Linked DNA regions of Homo sapiens: region 1 is linked to region 2. A link is an interaction called in ENCODE POLR2A ChIA-PET data of the cell type or tissue named here. Cell type or tissue: GM12878. All regions are shown on one strand. Links, peaks and the distances in the headings refer to the core of each region. The heading gives the core; the rest is flanking DNA.

Region 1 (7,345 bases), core at 1,987-4,486, 52 kb before region 2:
AATGATGTCATACTGTATACAAGACTGGGACTCTTTTTTTTCCTCAGATATTATCTTACTGTGATTCATCCATGTTACATGTAGCTCTTGCCCAATCATTTTTACTGCTATCTAATAATCCATATTTGACTAAACCACAGTTTATCCATTTTCCTGTTAATGGACATTTAGGTTATTTCTAGTTTTTGGTATTAACAGTGCTGCTTTGAGCATTCTGAAATATTTCTCCTGATAACAGTTTTTCTTGCGTATATACCAAGGAATGGACCATTTACAAAATAATTTAAAATTGTTTTCCAAAGTGGGAGTGTAAATTAAATATAATATCTAACAATATTTTTTAAAAATCGTGTTTATTCACATCACTGATTCTTGTTGTCACATATCTTGATTTTTCTAATTGATTTGGTAAACAATAATATGGTCTTGATGTTCATTGCCCAATTTACAAATAAGATTATGCATCTCATGTTTTTCAGCCTGATCTCCTGATCTGGTTTTTTGTTTGTTTGTTTGTTTGTTTTGAGATGGAGTCTTGCTGTCACCAGGCTGGAGTGCAGTGGCACGATCTCAGTTCACTGGAACCTCTGCCTCCCAGGTTCAAGTGATTCTCCTGCCTTAGCCTCCCAGGTAGCTGGGATTACAGGTGCATGCCACCACACCCGGCTAATTTTTGTATTTGTAGTAGAGATGGGGTTTCACCATGTTAGTCAGGCTGGTCTTGAACTCCTAAACCTCAAGTGATCCACCTGCCTCGGCCTCCCAAAGTGCTGGAATTACAGGCATGAGCCACTGCACCCGGTCCTGATCTGGTTTTCTACTGGGTTGTTTTAATTGAGTTGTTTTTCTTTTCCTTATTGATTTATAAGAGTTCTTAATGCATTTTTGATACTAATCCACTATCGTGTATTAGTGTACAAATATTTTTTCTATTTTATGATTTTTTTCACTGTTTTTAGGCTGTTTTTTGATGAACCATTTTTAATTTTCACATTAAATTTTATCAATCTTTTATGCTTGTCACTTTCTTTTATTTACAAAATTCTTATCTGGAATTTTAAAATTTATCTGAATTTCCTTTTGAAGTTTTACTTTTGACATTTAAGTTACTAATTTATTTGGAACTGATTTTTGTTTATGATGTATATGTGTAACTTTTCCCTGCCCCATTTAGATAGCCAGTTTTTCCCCTGTACATTTATGAAATGGTGAATTTTCCCAGTGATCTGCTATCCCACCTATGTCATATTACAAAGATTTATATAAAACAGATTTGTTTCTAGGCTCTTTTGTTTCATCAGACAATTTGCCTGTCTCTCTGTCAGTATCATACTTTTGTAATTATTATAGCTTTTTAGTAAATCTTAATGGCGGCTAAGGCAAGACCCTTCCTTCTCTTTATTCATTTTTAGAAGGATCTTGGCTATTCTTTGTCCTTTGGTTGATTTTATAATCAACTTTTTCAGTTCTACAAATAAGTCATCAGAATATGCTTATAGTTGTAATAAATCTGTAAAATAAATTTGGGTGAAAATTGTTTATCTTTACAATACAAAGTTATGTCTACATTTATTTAGGCCTTTTTTTCTTTTTTCCTTGAGACAGGGTCTTGCTGTGTCGCCTAGGCTGGATTGCAGTGGCATGATCATGGCTCACTGCAGTTTTGACCTCCTAGGCTCAGGCGATCCTCCCACCTCAGCTTCCTGAGTAGCTGGGACCACAGATGTGTGCCACCACTCCTGGCTTATTTTTGTGATTTTTTTGTGGAGATGGGGTCTCACTATGTTGCCCAGCCTGGTTTCAAACTCCTGAGCTCAAGGGATCCTCCTGTCTTAGCCTCCCAAACTGCTGGGATTATAGGTGTGAACTGCTGCACTCAGCCTAGGCCTTTTACAAAATATCTTTCAGTAACATTTTATTTTTCTGTGAGCAGGTTTTGCATATATTTTTTATAACTTAAAGACACTTTTTGTTGCTGTTATAAATGCATTCCTTTTAAAATTTAGGCTAATTGTCCCCTGCTGATATTTAGAAATGCAGTTAACTTGTATATGATTATGTATCCAGCTACATTCCTTTTCTATTATTTGTATTAATTGGCCCGTAGATATTTTGAGTTTTGGTTTTTGTTGTTGTTTTAAGAGTTGTTTTGTTACCCAGGCTGGAATACATGGCATGATCTTAGCTCACTGCATCCTGTAACTACTGGGCTCAAGCCATCCTCCCACCTCGGCCTCCCAAATAGCAGGGACTACAGGTGTGTGTGTACCACCATGCCCAGCTAATTTTTTTCATCTTTTTTTAGAGATGGGATCTTACTGTGTTGCCCAGGCTGGTCTTGAACTCCTGGGCTCAAGCAGCCCTCCTGCCTCAGACTCCCAAGTAGCTGGGATTACTGGGGTGAGCCACCGTGCCTGGCCTAGAGCATACTTTTTAAATGAACATTTATGCTTTGATACAGTTCTCGTTTATTCATAATTATTACCACCTCATTTACTAATGCAGCCTTAATTTTGTCCATACATCTTGTTTTAAATGATTTGAAGCTGGGCATGGTGACTCATGCCTGTAATCCCAGCACTTTGGGAAGCTGAGGTGGGTGGATCACTTGAGGTCAGGAGTCCAAGACCAGCCTGGTCAATATGGTGAAACCCCATCTCTACTAAAAATACAAAAATTAGCCAGATGTGGTGGAGGCCTGTAGTCCCAGGTACTTGGGAGGCTGAGGCAGGAGAATTGCTTGAACCTGGGAGGCAGAGGTTGCAGTGAGCTGAGACCCCGCCACTGCACTCCAGCCTAGGTGATAAAATAAATGATTTGAGCTGCCATGTAAATTCTTGTTGCATAATTTTTTTCTCATTTATAGCTCTTATGTCCTTTGGCTTAGCAACACAGTTATTTCCTCTGCTACCTATAACTCTACTTTCTTAGCAAAAGAGTTTTTTCTTTATTGGTTTCTTGCTAATCACATGTTTGTAACTGATTCATTATTCCTTTTTCTTCCATTCAGAAAAATGAGAGATCCAAGCATATGTCTCTTAAGTATGTCTCTTTCGAGAATATTTGACCTCTCTATCCTTCCCATTCTCACCTCCCAGTCAGAAATAGAGTGAACTAAACATGTCAGCTTTTCTGGGAGTTTCTAACTGTATCTAACTTAAAAATGTATGTGGAGATTCCTTTTTCTTTGATAGCATAGAAAAAAGTTTTGAAAACACTTTTTAAGTAAGTCTATATAGCTTAAAGTATACCATTTAGTTTATGAAAAAGTAAACATCTTTTTATTATGAAAGTAGAAGTATATAATTGTTACATAATTATTTTAAAAATTGTTAGTCACAATTTAATGTCCATCTTTCCAAACCCTTTCTATGCATATATAATTTTATTCTATGAATTATTCTTTAGCCTGTGTTTTAGATTAAGCAGTATAATGGTGATATCTTTCATGTGGTTTATGGATCATTCATACCCTTTTTAATGGCTGCATAAGTATTTCATTGTATGGATTTGCCATAATTTATTTAACCTATTCTTTCTATATGAACATTTAGATTATTTCCAATCTGTCTCAATTACAGTTGTGCAGTGAAAAAAAGTTTATGTATTTACATATTTTAAGTTTTTCTGTAATATACATTTTTTAAAAGTTAAATTGCTGAGTCAAAGCTTATATTACTTAATTTCTCTTCAAAAATATATTTTACTGGAACTTTACACTATGGGTGGGAGTGTAAATTTATACAGCCACTTTGGAAAACCACAAATAGATCTTCAGTTTGAGAGTATCTATTAAAGCAGAACATTATGCACATACTGAGGTCTAGCAGCTCCTCTTCTAGGTATATATCCAACATAAATATGTACACAGTTCACCAAACAACATACACAAATGTGGATAGTAGCCTAATATTAGTAATCAAAAATGTCGACAACCCAATGTCCACCAATAGTAGAATGGATAAATAAATATTAATATATTTATACCAAGTAATACTCTGCAGCAAAAAGGATGAATGAACTACAGCCAAGTACAACATGGGTGAATCTTACAAACATAATTCTGAGCTAAAGAAGCTAGACATAAAAAAAATGTATTATTCCACTTAATTAAAGTTCACAAGCAGGCAAAATTAATTCATGATATCAGAAGTCAGAATAATGGTTTCCTTTAAAGGGACAGTAATGATGGAAATGGGGTACTTAGGAGACTTCAGGAATTCTGGTTATACTGTTTCTAAATTCTGGTGCTGATTATATGGGCCTGTTTTGTTTGCAAAAATTCATTGAGCTTTTTACCTTAGGATTTTCAACTTTCCCGTATATGTGTTATATTTAGTAAAAAGTTTACAATATCTTTTTTATGTGTAAAAACCGCTTTCAAACTCCTCTCAGTAATGCCTGTTTTCCTGAACTCTTACCATTCTGATATACATAAAAGTCTTTTCCATCTAATAAACATAAAAAGATCAGTTTTTTGTTTTTATCCTATTATTAGTGAGACTGAGCATCTTTTATATATTTGTTAACTGTTATGAGATCTGTTTTTCTTACTGATTTGTAACCTTTTTAAAGATTATGGACGTCTGGTCTGTTATATGTCAAAATATAATATTTTAAATAAATTCAAACTGACAAAATTATTAAGTAATATGTGTTAGGAGAGAAGTTTTATTTTAATAGTTAAATCAGTTTTTAAGAGTCCTTTGTTCTTCAATCCCAGTTCTGTCACCAAATCATTTCTTAAGAGAGTAAAATCTGCTTCATTAGTTCTAAATTCGTAATATGGAGTCCATAAAGAAGATGCTATTTGAAGGCCCTTGTTTTATTGCTTATATATTAATATTCTTTTTTTTTTTTTTTTGAGACAGAGTCTCGCTCTGTCACCCAGGCTGGAGTGCAGTGGCGCGATCTCGGCTCACTGCAAGCTCCGCCTCCCGGGTTCATGCCATTCTCCTGCCTCAGCCTCCCGAGTAGCTGGGACTATAGGCGCCCGCTGCCAAACCTGGCTGATTTTTTGTATTTTTAGTAGAGATGGGGTTTCATTATTCTTTTTACCTAAAGTAGTCTGTTTTTGGAACATCTTTAAACCACATTTTAAATAAAATATCAAAATAGAAGTCTATCCACTGCTATTATATATTACCTTTAGTTTCTTTTCATTTCTCTTTATGTGTTTTCTTAATATGGAGAAGAGGGGAAAGAACATTGGATAAAATTTGTTATATTTGTAGTAAAATTGCACATGAATTTTGTCTGTATTATGTTTTTATAAAATAGCCCTTTAAAAACCAGTTTGCCGCATGCTATTGCCTTTACTTTTCATCCAGTACCAAATTTCTAAGTGATCTCTTAACTAAAATACTTTGTTGTAGTAACTCAACTAGTCTGACTTCTCACTGTTGTGTCTGCGTTTTTATGCTTTTGGTTGGGGGTGCCTTATTGAGATAGTGTGTTTATGTATTTCCTAGACTTACTATATTTTCATAAGTTTCTCATTATTCTTTGTGAATATTTTTATTTATTTTTGTTTTTTTAATATGTAATTCATATAGACGCTCTGCTGTTGCCCGTATTCAGGAGTTCTTCAGACGGAGAAAAGAAAGGAAAGAAATGGAAGAATTGGATACTTTGAACATTAGAAGGCCGCTAGTAAAAATGGTTTATAAAGGCCATCGCAACTCCAGGACAATGGTACCAAATGTTCATGGCATTTTTTGGTGAAATTGCAGTTTCATGCTCTGAGTGTTTTTCCATAATGATTTATCTTCATATATTGCCAATGGGATTTCAGTATTACATTATTAAATCTTCAGTTATCTCTTTATCCAACATGGTTCTTTTAGCCCTATAATATATTGTGAAAGATCATTATTTTTTACAAGAAAACTCTACTAAAAAAATGCAGATTAAAAAAATTTTTAGTTTATACAAGTAATCATTGCTTTTGTTTTTTTTTTTTTTTCCCCCTCTCTTTCTCACATTTGCTGTCTACCTGAAAAGTTTCTGGTGGATTTTTTTTTTTTTTTTTTTTAGCTTGTATTAGCATTCTTTGTTAGTTTTGGAGAGAAGGATTTGGATCTATAAAATCTAAGTTGATTGCAAAAAATTGTCAGGCCACTTTATACCCATTTTTAAGATTGACAAGTGAAAATTTGTTTTAGTGACTTACCAGATGAAATAAGAATAGACCAGAAAGATCTCTAAGATCTTTTGTAGTTTTTACGATCTACAAGTTTCTACACCCAGTGTAATATTAATTACTTAATAAGAAAAGTTTTTGAGATGACTAGTGTAACTGTTACTCTGATCCCTTCATAACTAGAAAGTGTTGTTCTCCTCATATACATTGCATCATCAGAAGGTATCTACAGAATCAGTTTTAATCCATATTACTGCCATATTACCCTTGCTGATGAATTTGTAGCTTGCTTTCTTTAGGATCTAGGTTAAAAAATAACATTTGGGTTGGGGAAGTAATTAGCTCTTTCTATAAATGTCATTGCTAGTAACAATTTACTCATTTTTAAAAGGTTACTCATTATTAATAGAAGTAACCAATTTATATTTCTTGCATTTTATTGCCTAAAAGTTAGCATGAAAATAATTAGAGGAAGGAGTGAGAAAAGAGAAGATAAGTAAATTTAACAGTAGCTCAGATAACAATAAAATTGTCTCCCCTCTTTTGTGAGAGCACCAAAAATGGCAAAGTAGCAGCTGCAGTTAAAATTTTTTAAAATCCTTGTTTGAAATACAAAGATTTTTGATGTTTCATTCATGTGCATTCATTTAAAAATGTCATTATAACTATTCCAGTATATCATATGCCTTTGATTCTGCTTCATAAAATTAAGTATGTTTGTATCTTTCTCAATTGTGTTAGCTTATAATAGCTAATGATCTTCTTTCTATTCTTTGGGTCTAAAGCAAAATACAAAAGACAATTTCTTTTATCTGTGAATTATTTCATTGTCTTATAAAGCTAAATTGGTACAATTTTTGGAAAGTTCAGCAACATATATGTAAATTGCCATTATACTGCCCAAAACCCAGAAATCCTATTCTTTCATTTAGCAGTTAATAATTAAGCACCTATTGTATCCCAAGTACCATTTCAGGTGCTGTAAATATAGTATTGAACAAAGCAAAGTCCCTCTTCTTAGGGGGGATTTTCTATTACTTACTGCCATCTTACCCTTGCTGATGAATGCCTATCATAATTTAAAGAAGCTAGAAGACAGATTTTTGTCAGTTTTTTTTTTTATAGATAGGGGATCTCACTATATTGCCCAGGCTGGTCTCAAACTCCTCAGCTCAGGCAGTCCTCCTGCCTTGGCCTCCCAAA
Region 2 (7,345 bases), core at 1,559-4,058:
ATACCTGATGAAAGTGAGCACATAGCATTCACCATGAGCGACAGTCAACAACAACAGCAACAAAATAGGAGAACTGACTTCCAAAAACTTGAATTAATAGAAAAAATATGGTGGCCAGGCACAGTGGCTCACGCCTGTAACCCCAACACTCTGGGAGGCCGAAGCAGGCAGATGGCTTGAGCACAGGAGTTCGAGACCACCCAGGGAAATGTGGTGAAACCTCATCTCTACAGAAAATTAGCCAGGCTTGGTGGTGTGTGCCTGTAGTCCCAGCTACTTGGGAGGCTGAGGTTGGAGAATAATCACCAGAGCCCAGGAGGTTGAGGCTGCAGTGAGCCGTGATCACACCACTGCACTCCAGCCTAGACGACAGAGTGAGACCCTGTCAACATTAAAAAAGAAAAAAAAAAAAACGAAAGAAAGGAAAGGAAAGAAAAGAAAAGAAAAGAAAAGAAAAGAAAAGAAAAGAAAAGAAAAGAAAAGAAAAGAGACAATAAAACCAATACAAGTAAAAGCTTTTAAAAAGAAAAGAAGCCGGGCGTGGTGACTCACTCCCGTAATCCCAGCACTTTGGGAGGCTGAGGTGGGTGGATCACCTGAAGTCAGGAGTTCGAGACCAGCCTGCCCAACATGGTGAAACCCCGTCTCTACTAAACATACAAAAATTGTCTGGGTGTGGTGGCGGGCACCTGTAATCCCAGCTACTCAGGAGGCTGAGGCAGGAGAATTGCTTAAACCCAAGAGGCGGAGGTTGCAGTCAGCTGAGATCATGCCATTGCACTCCAGCCTGGGAGACAAGAGCAAAACTCTATCTCAAAAAAAAAAAAAGGGAAAAGAACTAGAAACCACAATGAAAGACAAACGAATGGGTATGTTAAACAGCAGATTTAGCTAAAAAGAAAGATGATTAACTGAAAGATGGTTCCTAGAAGAAACGTCCGAGGAAATTACTCAGAATGCAGTCAGAAAAATTAAGAAATTGAAATGATGTAATAAAAGTCAAAATACAGGAAGAATGGGCTAAGAAAATCCAACGTATGTCCAACAGAAGGGCAGCAGGCGAGGTTAGAGAGAATTAAAGGAGTAGACACTGTTGGCTACCTACCCAGCAACCATTCTCAGTTTTTTCTTAACTAGCAGACCTCTGACTTTGTCTGGTGTCCAACCCTCCTCCAAGTGCCTCAGAGAAGCCTGATCTTATCCCTAGTTCTGGGATACAGATCCTGATTGGTCTAAACTAATCACTATGTTCCCTTTCTTCTTGCAGTTCTGGCAGTCGCCACCTGTAGTTAGGCAGGAGGAAAAGTCTTTGATGAGGGGAAGGGGGAAGATTTTTGGGTAAAGCTGCTTTGATCACACAAAGACACAAGGAAGATAAATCTCCCTAATGACCCTAGTGGCAAAGACAGAAAGGGAGCCTGGAGCTGTGGCAGTCGTCTTGAGACCATTAGGGATGCGAAGCCAACATGCTGAGCATGGCTGAAAAGAAAGGCTGGTCCTTGGGCTAATAAATTAATAAATCCTGAAGTCACCTTTCTCCTGGCTTTTTGTTATGTGAAGTAATACATTTTTAAAAACTGTTTTTAAAGCTATTTTGAGTTGGGTTTCTGTTGCTTGAGCCAAACATATCCAATCTACTAGAGTTAACAAGAATTTAGAGGTATGATTGAACATTTTCTAGGATTAAAGAAATATCCTCAAATTGAAAGAGCATATCAAGTTCTGAAAATAATTTTTTAAAAGCCTGTATCAAGACACATCATAATAAAAAATGAAAACACCAACATACAGAGAAATGGAAAAAACAATTTCACCTATAGAGTAACAGTGAGATAAATAGTAGACTCTTCAACAGAAAAAAAAAAAAAGAGGCCAGAAAACAATGGAATAATATCTAAGGAAAGGAACCTTTGCCCTAAAGTTCTATAATATTCAAGAGAAGGTGAATATACTTCTGGGGTGAACAAAACCTGAATGGTTACTAATGACAACTCTTGAGTGATCTGCTTACAAATACATTTCATGAAGAAGAAAACAATCCAGAGATAAGAGGTAGGGTACAAGAATCAACTGTTAGAAAAAAATTTGGGACCAGGCATGGTGGCTCACGCCTGTAATCCCAGCACTTTGGGAGGCCGGGGCAGGCAGATCATGAAGTGAGGAGATTGAGACAATCCTGGCTAACACAGTGAAACCTCGTCTCTACTAAAAATACAAAAAATTAGCCAGGCGTGGTGGTGGGTGCCTGTAGTCCCAGCTACTCGGGAGGCTGAGGCAGGAGAATGGCGTGAACCCGGGAGGCGGAGCTTGCAGTGAGCCGAGATCGCGCCACTACACTCCAGCCTGGGCGACGAAGTGAGACTCCGTCTCAAAAAAAAAAAAAAAAAAAAAAAAAAGGAAAAGAAAAAAAAAAATTTGGTAAATACGTAGATTAATCTAAGTAGGAACAATAAAAAATAAAATTTAGGCCTGGCGCAGTGGCTCATGCCTGTAATTCCAGCACTTTGTGGGCCGAGGTGGGCGGATCACTTGAGGTCAGGAGTTCGGGACCAGCCTGGCTAACATGGTGAAACTCCATCTCTACGAAAAATACAAAAATTAACCAGGAGTGGTGGCGGGTGCCTGTAATCCCAGGTACTCAGGAGGCTGAGGCAGGAGAATCACTGGAACCCAGGAGGCAGAGGTTGCAGTGAGCTGAGATCGCACCACTGCACTCCAGTCTGAGTGACAGAGCAAGACTCCATCTTAGCAAGCACACCAGTGACCTGCGAATCAGAGAGCCCAGAGTTGGCTTGCAGTCTTTAAGGCCTTCTGGTCCAATATTCCCCAGAAGACAGAGGAGGAATGTGGACCTAAGAGCTGCCCACCCAGTGAAATCCAAAATCCCAGTCTCTGCCAGGAGGTCTGGAGTAGCGAAGGCACAAGCCCCAGCAAATCCCTCAGGGTGTATCTTTAAAGAACAAGAGAAGTGGTTTGGAATGCCCCAGCCAGAGGAGGCTTCCTGGCAGGCAGCCAGCTTACCCAGGGCCCAACAAGCCAGGGCCCATTGAATGGAAACAAGCTCAAGTGTGACTCACATTTCTACTCTCTGGGGCTGTTCTGCTGCTAGACACAAAGGTGCTTCAGAACTCCCACACTCACTACATCTTGCCCTGGCCAAGTAAATCACCTTGCACTGCTTCTCCGAGAAACATCTAGACAAAGGTTTTAATAAACCTATCAGAAATTATCCCTGAGAAAGACAGCTGTCCCTCTCAGACAGGTCATCAGGGAAAGTTGATCACTAACTCATCCTTGCCACCACAGCTCAACGTATTGTGGTCACTCCTCTTTTGGAATTGTCTTCAGTCTTCTTGTGCATTTCCAGAAATAGTAAATTGTCTGCTGGATTAGACCACTGGCAACGGCTTCAGGTCATTCAAAGCCAAATCTTATCACTCAAGTCAGTAATTAATACCATTTTGTAATCAGTCCAAGTGCCCATCAATGATAGACTGGATAAAGAAAATGTGGTACATATGCACCATGGAATATTATGTACACATAAAAAAGAACGAGATCATACTCTTTGTAGGGACAAGGATGGAGTTGGAGGCTGTTATCCTTAACAAACTAATGCAGAAACAGAAAACCAAATATCACATGTTCTCACCTATTAGTGGAAGCTAAATGATGAGAACACAAAGAGAGGAACAACAGGCACTAAGGCCTACTTGAGAGTGGAGGGTGGGAGGAGGGAGAGGAGCAGAAAAAATAACTATTAGGTACTAGGCTTAGTACCTGGGTGACAAAATAATTGTACAACAAACCCCTGTGACATGAGTTTACCTATATAACAAACCTGCACATGTACCACTGAACTTAAACATTAAAAAACAAAAATAAAAAATAAGGCAATACTAGGGTATTGAGACAGGTATCTGTTGTGTTTTATAAACTGCTTTGCATGGTAATATCCAAGAAATAATTCCAGAAATGCCTTGAGCTTCAAGGACAGAATTACTACATCATAAGACTAGGTTCTTTCTATTATTTAATTGTGTAAATCTGGGTTATTTTGTGGTCTCATATTTTTACCTAAAACTCTTTCATTTTGATTGTCTTAAGGTGGAAATTTCTCCCTGATCATATTGCTGTTGCTCTGCACTTGTCAGAAGACTGTGTGGCCTAGTGGTTAAGAGCACAGATGCCAGCCAGGTGCTGTGGCTCACACCTATAATCCCAGCACTTTAAGAGGCTGAGGTGGGTGGATCATGAGGTCAGGAGTTCAAGACCAACCTGGCCAATATGGTGAAACCCTGTCTCTACTAAAAATACAAAAATTAGCCAGGTGTAGTGACACATACCTGTAATCCCGGCTATTCAGGAGGCTGAGGCAGGAGAATTGCTTGAACCCAGGAGCCGAGATCGCGCCATCTGCCTAAGCAACAGGGTGAGACTCTGTCTCAAAAAAAAAAAAAAGGCACAGATGCTGAAGCCAACTGTCTGGGTTTGAAGCCCAGCCCATCCACTTTTTAGCTACATACGCCTAAGTAAAAGGGTTGCCTTCTGTGTCCTTGTCTGTAAAATGAGTATCATCTTCCTCTTAAGAGTTATTGTGAGCACTGAGTTCATTTGTATAAAGTGCCTGGAGCAGCATCTGGTGCACAGTAACATTTCACTGCAAGCCAGTGTTACCATTTGAAGAGTTTAACCTGATTTTACTTTGGGAAATGACCCTTCATTTATTTCTGGCCTACCCTTTTTAAATTTTTAGGCCATGTGATTTGGGTGAAGCCATCATCACTTGCAGCTTTAGGGGTCAGCTCTTGATCTCGGGTGGGCTAGAGAGTCTCACTGATGGGGCTAGGGATGCTCACATGACCCTAGGTCCGGGATTTTGTCCGGAAGCGTTGGAGGACAGGCTAGCTTACCACAGGGCTGGCAGTGTGACAAAATACGAACCCAGGGTTGTAGCAGCTGGCCGTCTTTAACACTACATGGGAGGAGCTTACCAGCAAATAAAGCAGAGGATGAGAGCACAGGGCAAAGGGGTGGATAGGTGGGGAGGACACAGGTGAATTCATCCACAAATGCTGATGAAAGGACTTAAGATTCTGAATCTTATTCTAGTTACATAAGACAGTCACTTTTTTCCTTCCCTCACACTAATTTTGCTGGGTTTCTATCACTTGCAACTTACAGAATCCTAATATTCTGATTTATCATGATCTATATAACACATGTCAAGACTCCACCTCTTTGGACACTGGTACCAGAAGCCTTCCCTTTGTCAAGTTTAGGCCAACTCAAGCACAGCTGTGCCTGCCTCAGCCTCCTCTTTTTCCTCCTCTTTTTGCCATGGGCTCCTGGGCCCTAGGAAGTAGACTCTCCTCATATGGAAGCATTAAGAAGCTCTTCACCCCCAGAGTGTGCCCCTTTAGGATCAGAAGATCTATGTCCCAGTTCACAAGCCACAGCAAGGAAAGTGAGACCTCCCCCATCTCCACAATACCCTTCATTTATGAGGACATCCTAAGGGACAGCCTGAGAGCCTGCAAATCACAGGCCCGGGGTTACTGGCGGGGTGTGGTGGTCAGAAGGAGGCAGGTCCTGACGCCTCTCTAATGAGGGTCCCCGGGATAGGACAAGACACACCTGTCCTCTCCAGAATTCTGCTCCAGAGAAAATTTTTTTTTTTTTTTGAGACGGAGTCTTGCACTGTCGCCCAGGCTGGAGTGCAGTGGCGCGATCTCGGCTCACTGCAAGCTCCACCTCCCGGGTTCACGCCATTCTCCTGCCTCAGCCTCCCGAGCAGCTGAGACTACAGGCGCCCGCCACCACGCCCGGCTAATTTTTTTTGTATTTTTAGTAAAGACGGGGTTTCACTGTGTTAGCCAGGATGGTCTCAATCTCCTGACCTCGTGATCTGCCCACCTCGGCCTCCCAAAGTGCTGGGATTATAGGCGTGAGCCACCACGCCCAGCCTGAAAATAGTTTCTTTTATCATAAAAGTCTCTTCTGATATCCTTAAATCTGCCTGAGTGAGGCAGTGTTTCATTTCCTCCTCCACAGGCTCCTTTAGAGCAGAATGCACCACTCCATTGTCCACTCTGTGAATCCCACTATCAATTCTTACGAAGAGCTGACCAGCCTGCAGCACTGGGACTTCCAGCTGCCCTCTTCTAAAGAAATCAAGTGCAAACAGGTAGGTACATAAGCTGTTCAAATAAATTATCCTCCAGGTGAGGAAAATTCCTAAACACCACTTCCAACAAGTCCAGGTGAAATCACCCTGCTGCTCATCTGGCCATACTCTCAGGGCCCCTTTATCTCAGCACCTCAAAGCACTTTACACACATCAGTCACTAACTGGGGCGGGGTGTGTGGTGGGGGTAGGGTTGGGAAGAAGGATCTAATAACCACCCTGTAACTGAGATAAAGAAAGGGAACCCTACTCTCATTCCAACCACAAACCAGGCCACACAGCTCGTTGAGAGGCAGAAAGAGATCACGGGCTCCCTGGGTGTCCACACCTATGTGTAAACAGCCAGGTGCAAAGGCTCCCTCCTGCCCTCCCTTCATCCTTCCCTGGCACTCACCTGAAAGTTGCCCCATAGATGGCAGGCACAAGGCGTGGCCTCTGCAACCCCAGGGGCGTGTACCCACCCAGCCAACGCAGAGTCTGTTGCAATGCACAGTGCTTTGGCCCTCTCCCCATCAGGGCACCACAAATCTAGGAATGTCTTTGTTCAAAACCTCTCATTTAACAAGTGCAGCAGGTCTGAGCTCTGATCTGCTTGGGAGAATGTACCAGGGAAAGGCAAAGAAGCTAGAGTCAGAACCCCAGATGGCCTATGGACTTCTGAATTCTGAATTCGCCAATGGGAGAGACCTGGCTTTGGTGCTCTCCACAGATACATGATCAACTTGAGCACCTCATTGCCCTTCACAACATCCTTCTGCAAATGCCACTGGGTTTGAGGTTCCTCTCCAGCTTCTGCAGCTGACTGCAACCCTCTCCACAAGGGCATCAGCAGCAAGTCTATCAAATACTGTTCCAAATCCAAGCTCTTGGATTCTGGGTATAGATATTCCCAAGGCTCAGTCCTTAATCCATTCCGTTCTTCCTATTAGATTCCTTGAGAATTTTATCATTTCCAGAGTATTGCTTAATTATTAACTAATAATGACAGTATTTGCAAAACGCAGTGCAATATATGACATACTATTACACACATAATCTCATTTGATTTTCTGAATAACTTTTACAGGTAGGGATGACTTCTCCCCCTTTTTAAAGAGGCAGCATGACATAATGGTTAAGAGCATGAGCTCTGGAACTAGAAAGCCTGGGTTCCAAATC

What was found. ChIA-PET counts read pairs that join two places held together with the same protein. Peaks named below come from ENCODE experiments on the same cell type or tissue, not always from the same donor. Only the 100,000 strongest peaks of a DNase experiment are listed, where the experiment ranks them.
Region 1: POLR2A ChIA-PET joins it to region 2 with 8 read pairs; 4 of 35 experiments call an interaction of 5 or more read pairs at or near these places.

Annotation. Positions count from the first base shown.
Region 1 is chr1:168,058,066-168,065,410 of GRCh38, forward strand. DCAF6 (DDB1 and CUL4 associated factor 6) reads left to right here. Exons shown (of 22, transcript NM_001198956.2): 18 at 5,556-5,694. Among named protein-coding and RNA genes, the nearest start is that of MIR1255B2, 63 kb to the left of the region's middle. In GM12878, for the core only: no CTCF peak of the experiment used is centred there; no DNase peak of the experiment used is centred there.
Region 2 is chr1:168,110,110-168,117,454 of GRCh38, forward strand. All of the region lies in intron 1 of GPR161 (G protein-coupled receptor 161), which reads right to left. Among named protein-coding and RNA genes, the nearest start is that of GPR161, 23 kb to the right of the region's middle. In GM12878, for the core only: no CTCF peak of the experiment used is centred there; DNase peaks (open chromatin) are centred at 3,012 and 3,228.